2 separate regions of the Homo sapiens genome follow, and region 2 is linked to region 1. Evidence: read pairs that join two places in POLR2A ChIA-PET (ENCODE). Cell type or tissue: Panc1. All regions are shown on one strand. Links, peaks and the distances in the headings refer to the core of each region. The heading gives the core; the rest is flanking DNA. Region 1 holds the start of KIRREL2 (kirre like nephrin family adhesion molecule 2). Region 2 overlaps ARHGAP33 (Rho GTPase activating protein 33).

Evidence for each region. ChIA-PET counts read pairs that join two places held together with the same protein. Peaks named below come from ENCODE experiments on the same cell type or tissue, not always from the same donor. Only the 100,000 strongest peaks of a DNase experiment are listed, where the experiment ranks them.
Region 2: POLR2A ChIA-PET joins it to region 1 with 15 read pairs; 4 of 35 experiments call an interaction of 5 or more read pairs at or near these places.

What each region holds. Positions count from the first base shown.
Region 1 is chr19:35,855,929-35,858,812 of GRCh38, reverse strand. KIRREL2 (kirre like nephrin family adhesion molecule 2) reads right to left here and starts at 1,902. Exons shown (of 15, transcript NM_199180.4): 1 at 1,633-1,902; 2 at 1,319-1,468; 3 at 256-405; 4 at 1-109. The coding sequence starts at 1,693. In Panc1, for the core only: no CTCF peak of the experiment used is centred there; no DNase peak of the experiment used is centred there; H3K4me3 peaks cover 1,854 bases; H3K27ac peaks cover 700 bases.
Region 2 is chr19:35,783,398-35,786,291 of GRCh38, reverse strand. It overlaps ARHGAP33 (Rho GTPase activating protein 33), which reads right to left. Exons shown (of 21, transcript NM_001366178.1): 16 at 1,975-2,120; 17 at 1,186-1,339; 18 at 958-1,103; 19 at 809-883. Among named protein-coding and RNA genes, the nearest start is that of ARHGAP33, 9.3 kb to the right of the region's middle. RefSeq lists an enhancer at 1,294-2,112. In Panc1, for the core only: no CTCF peak of the experiment used is centred there; no DNase peak of the experiment used is centred there.

The DNA.
Region 1 (2,884 bases), core at 385-2,884:
TCAGGGGTAGGGCGGGCATCCCCACGGCTCCGACATGTCAGGTTCGCAGGAACTCCAGCAACCAGAGACACAGAGGGGCCGCCCAGCACCTGGGGGGCTTCTGGGGGGACTGCAAGGTGGATTTGGGGTCAGAGATGGATCCTGATCTTCTCAGCTCCAATTGACCATGCCCCTGGGCTCCCTGGGCTCTGCTACTCACAGCTAGTACGGGCTGCCCTCTTGGGCTCCCAGGGGACAAGTGGGCGAGGTCCTTACCCAGCACGTGCAGTTGGGCTGGTCTGGAGCGGAGGCCTGCTTGTGTAGCCTGACATTCATATGATGCTTCATCCTCTAGCTCCACGGGCCTAATGTGGAGGTCATGCTGGCCATTGGCTGCATTCCCTGATATCCAGTACCGGGACCACCCTGGAGTCAGGGAGAAGGCAGTCAGCACACCATGGTTCTGAAATCCTGGCCTCAGGCCTCCATCCCCAGACATCCTCCACCAGAAAACTGGCCCACACATTTGGTGGTAAGACACTATTAAAAAGTGTGTACTGGGCCCAGAGAGACTCTAACTCCCTCCCAACCCAGAGTCACTGCAAACTTAGGGGTAATAAAGTCAGGAAGGAAAGCAAGAAAATGATTGCCATAAAAATTAGGTTAGATACTACTTCTGGAGTGAGGGGGAGGGGGCTATGATAGGGGAAAGGAACACGGGGTCTTCTGGGGAGCTAGCAATGGACTTGGGTATTGGCTGTGTGTGTCTATTTTATTTGGTAAATCTTCCATTTATATTTACTGTACTTTTTTGCATTTATGTTCTCTTTTTTTTTTTTTTTTGAGACAGGGTCTCACCATTGCCTGAAGTGCAGTGGCTTGATCATGGCTCACTGCAGCCTTGAACTCCTAGGCTCAAGCAATCCTACCACCTAAGCCTCCTGAGTAACTGGGACTATAGATGCACACCACCATACCCGGCTAATTTGTTTAAAATATATATATACATTTGTGTAGAGATAAGGTCTTGTTATGTTGCCCAGGCTGGTCTCAAACTCCTGGTTTCAAGCGATCCTCTGGCCTCAACCTCCCAAAGCGTTGGGATTACAGGCGTGAGCCACTGCACCTGGCCTATGTACTATTTTGCAATAACATAATAATTCCCAAACTCCGTGGGTCACCCCCAAAGAAGCAGCTCAAAAATCAGGACTCCTAAATGTTTACCCGAGCCCATCAATTTCCCAAACTTGAAAATGTCAAAATAGAAACTGCAGGTACAGCCGAGCCCAGCAACTCTCCCCCTAGCCAGCCCGTCCCAGCGTGGAGAGAACACTCTTACCTGGTAGGTCCCTTTGGCCCCCTAGGGCCAGCCCACTCTTAGTCCACTGAACTAGCCCCCAGTAGGCGCCCAGAGCACACGGCAGCCGGGCTTCCTCCCCCAGCAGCACCACCAGGTCCTCTGGCTGTTGCAGGAAATGGGGCGACGGGCCTAGGAGAGTTCGGGGCAGCAGGGCTGAGCTTAGCACCTTCAGGGGCCTCCTCATTCAGGACCCAGGAGTCCCAGCCCCCAGCTCCCTTCTCGCTAGTGAAGAGGCAGCCCGCAAGCAACTCCCCACCCCCACCCCATATTCCTCCGCTCCCCTCGTGCGGTACCTGCTCTCCCTCTGAAGCAGAAGAGGAGGACGAGGAGGGCGGGGACCCGCATCCTGAGCATTCGTCCCCCAAGGTTCACGAGATTTGCCGTCGCACTGGCCTTCCCGTCAACTTCTTCCTCTCAAGCACGCCTCCTGTCACCCTGGCCCGGAGCCCCCTTCACGCTCGACTCTTCGCCCAGCCTAGTCTCTGGCCTGGAGTCCTCCAAGTCTGCTCATCCGCAGCCTCTGACGCTCTGAAACGCCTGCCAGTTCCGCGGCCTGGGTCTCTGGGAGACCCCAAGAGGGCCCGATCCCGCTCGCCCCGCCCGGGTCCGCCCCCCGGGAGCTCCGCCCTCTTCCCGTTGAGAAACTCCCGCGGCTGAGACGCGGATGAATGGGGGACGCAGGGCGGGATCCCCCGGCGGGTGGGCGCCCCCAGCTCAATTGGGGTCTGGGAGCCGGAACACCTGGGTTCGAGGAGGGAGGGGGTCCCGGCTGGGTTGGACACCTGCGCCCTGCCGGGGTTGAGGGGCAGGCAAGGGGTGAGGAGGAGGGAAGGGAGAGAGTGGAAGAAACTTGCTCAGCCCAGGTCCTAGAGGGACTGCGCTCAGTGGAAACTGAGCTATAAATGGGAGCTCCTGGGGCCTCGCCAGTTTCCGCGCCCTGGGGGATGCGGGGTCCGGGGCTCCCCCGGGCCTGCGTGTCGGGAAGAGGGCACACCGATACCTGGGGGACAGTTGGGACCCCTACCTCGACTCCCCCAGCCTCAAAACCCCTCCTCAAAATATCCCTCTGTTCCCTTGTTATTGCTGCAAACTACAGCACGTCCTAAGACCCAGGAATCCAGGCCCTCGGCCCCTCCTTTCCCAGGACCCCGCAGTCCCAGCCCAACCCCTCTCCCCACTCGGCCGGCCGGGCCCCTCGGCCTGGTTGCCCGGCGACGGCTGGGAGGCGGCGGTGCCGGGCCGGGGCAGGCAGGGAGGCTGGGAACCGCGCAGCTTGTCCTGACGGCTCCATGCAGCCCAGCTGGGGCGTTCCCACGCTGCGCAGCTGGCCGAGCAGGTGGGAGGGACCCCGAGCAGCCTGAAGGAGGGCTGGGGGGCTGGGACCCTGATCTGACATTCCTGGACCTGTAAGAACTGGAGGGTCCACATTCAGATTCTCCACTGTTCTTAGGCTCAGACTCCGTGTCCCTAAATGGGGGAGTGGGGTTGGGAGTGGGGGTTGGACTTACAGGGTTATAAGGGACTGGTGGTTCAGGCCTTTGCTGG
Region 2 (2,894 bases), core at 132-2,631, 72 kb after region 1:
GAGCTGTTCAGATTGACAGTGGAGACCATGAAGAGGACACTTCCGGCCCAAAGCACGAAGGCCCTGTGGCTGCCCCACAGGCTGTGAGCACGAGACCAACAGATTCACATACAGCTGCTGAGCCAGCAGGACAGCACCTGGGCTCCTGGGTATGTGGGAGGGCAGTACCCCAGGAGTGTGAGGATGGCGCGGTGGCTCAGAAGAGCCCCCAGAGGCACGGCTGGGTGGGGTGGATAAGCAGCCCCCCGCAGAGGTCGGAGAGCAGCACCCAGCAGCGCGGCGGGCTGTGAGGTAGCGATGGAGAAAAAGCCAAGCTCCCCATACAGTGCGGCATCCCTTTCTTACAACGCCCTTTAAATCAAGTTTCCAAAATGGCTAGAACTGAGCAGTATGATCCTTACACACACACCTGTGTATGATCAGACCTGGAAAGCAAGGGCAGGGTAGTCTGCAAATTGAGAGGATGCCTCCAGTGGGGAGGAACTCGAAGGGGAGAAGGAATGGGGCTGCTCTAGTTCTGGCTGCTGGGTTCATGGGTGTCCATGATATTATTTTAAAATGTTCAACAGGAATAATAAAGACTTTTAAAGGGCCCGTCATGGACCAATGAGTAAGTTAAGTTCAGTGTGTGATGAACCAAAGGTGATACTGTATCCAACTCATTGTACATAAAGGCCAGGTTAAATTTTTCAAAAGCCCCAGGGCCCCCAAATGTGAAGTATAAAATTTGGAGGCCAAACCAGGGCCCCAATTCCTCCCGGCTCCACATGGGCACAGGTAGCGCCCCCCAATTGCCCGCCTTGCTCACCAGCCCCGCTGGCCTGCGATGACAGAGACTCCTCGCTCTTGGCAGATCTCAGTGTGACGGTGTCGGGTCTGCTGCCTGCAGGAGAGGGAGAGGTAGGAGGGCACTCCAGCGACCATCGCTGCCCACCAGCCCATGGCTCAGCCTCTCACCTGAAGGCTGCGGTGGGGCACGGGTGCCCCCCAGCCAGGGCAGGGGCTTCTTTCGAGGGACACTGGGGCCCCGGCCCAGTGCAAAGAACGTCTTCCAGCTGCTGCCCCCTGGCTTCCGCTGCTTCTCCCCTCTCTCCCCTTTCCTCCTGCGGTTTGGGGGAGAAACAGGAGGCCGTCTGAGGAACCAGGCCTCCACCTGCCCCTCGCCACCCCCAGCATCCCACTCACCTTTCCGCAGGTGAGGCCGGGGCCTTGGGAGTTGTGGGCTCCGTGGGCGTCCCCAGCCGGCCCTGGGTGCGTGCCTGGGCTTCCTCCAGCGTCAGCAGGCGGGTGGAGGGGCAGCTGCCCGCAAGGGACTTGGGCCTGGGGAGCAGGCAGCGGCCTGGGGAGTGTGGAAAGGGGGCAGCTGTCAGCTCTGGGGCCGCCCAAGGCCACAGGCAAAGCCAAGCGCCACAGCCCAAGCCCCGGCCCCGCAGCATGCCCACCCGGGCTGGCAAGGCAGGGGGCCGGGGCGGATCAGGCGGGAGCAGGCGGGCAGCAGGCAGGTGGGAGGAGGGCGGGGCGGGACGAGCTGATGAGGAGGCAGCTCCCGGCAGCCAGCGAGGGCAGCGGCTCTGGCTTCAGTTACCTCGGGCCAGAGGGCCCTCCGACGTGCTGAGTCCTGACTGGGCTGGGGTCCGGGGCAGGGCGGGGAGTCTGGGTGGGGCCGGGGCGGGGTCAAGTCTGGGGACCTCCCACCTCCTCCCAGGTGGACCCATGGCCCCAAGCGCCCCCAGGAGCTACAAGGGGTGAAGGAAGAGCGGCGTCCGGGCCAAGAGGTGGGAATCCTGAGCGGAGGAGCTGAAATGAGAAGGAGGGGGGCGCGGGGAGGGAGAGGCCGGGGCGGGATCCTCAAGGAGCCGGAGGGAGGCCCAGCTTCAGTGGGGTGGGGACGGGACTGGGAGCCCACCTGCCCTCCCCCTGCAGCCCTGATCGTGGTGGGCAGTAGCCAGGACCTCAGGGGGTGGGAGGGCATACCTGCAGGGTCGAGGCCGGCGGAGGTGAAGGTGTCGCTGAACAGGACGTCCACATGGGTGAGCAGAAACTCCACCACCACCGACTGCACCCGAACTTCCCGGAACGCCGCCGCGCCACCCATTCCCACTGACTCCAGCTCCATGGACCTGGGTGGGAGGAGCGGGAGGGAGGCTGGGTGCCTTGAGCCCAGCCAGCAGGTTCTGGCAGGGCAATGAGGGGAGCCAGGGGAGGCAGTGACTGTCTATTCAACACCTCTGACCTCAAACTGATCACGCCTCGCTGGGCTCTCAACCTTCCCCCAGACCCGCCCCTCCTGCCTTCCCCATCTCAGTGTGGTTCTTCCTGTGGCTCTGGCCAAACACCTTGGGGTTGCCCTGAGCCCCCCTCTTTAACTCCCACAATCAATCTGTCACCCCCTCCACTGCCCCCCATCTGGCCCAGCCTCCATCTCCCCCAGCCTGGACATCCCAGAGCCTCCTTCCGGTCCCCACCCTAAAGTATGCTCCCACCTGCAGCCAGAGGGAGCCTGAGACCACCTGAGTTCCATCAGGGCCCGCCTGGCTCAGAGCCCTGCCCTGGCTGCACCTCGCTCCAGGCAAGAGCAAAGTCCTCACTGTGACCCATGACCTGTGAGTCACCCCTCTGTCTGGTCCCCGTCACCTCTCTGACCTCATCATCTCCTCTCCCTCAGCCCCTCACTCACTCAGCTCCAGCCACACCGGCCTCCCTGCAGCTCCTCCAACACACCAGGCACCGGCCCAGGCCCAGATGTCTGCACCTGCCGTTCCCTCAGCCTGTCACTCCCCACGTGCGCACCTGGGGCCCTCCCTCATCCTCTGCAGGTCTTGACTCAAATATTGCCTTCTTAGTGCAGTCTTCCTCACCCACTTTATTCAAAACTGTACACTCCCTTCTCTGTA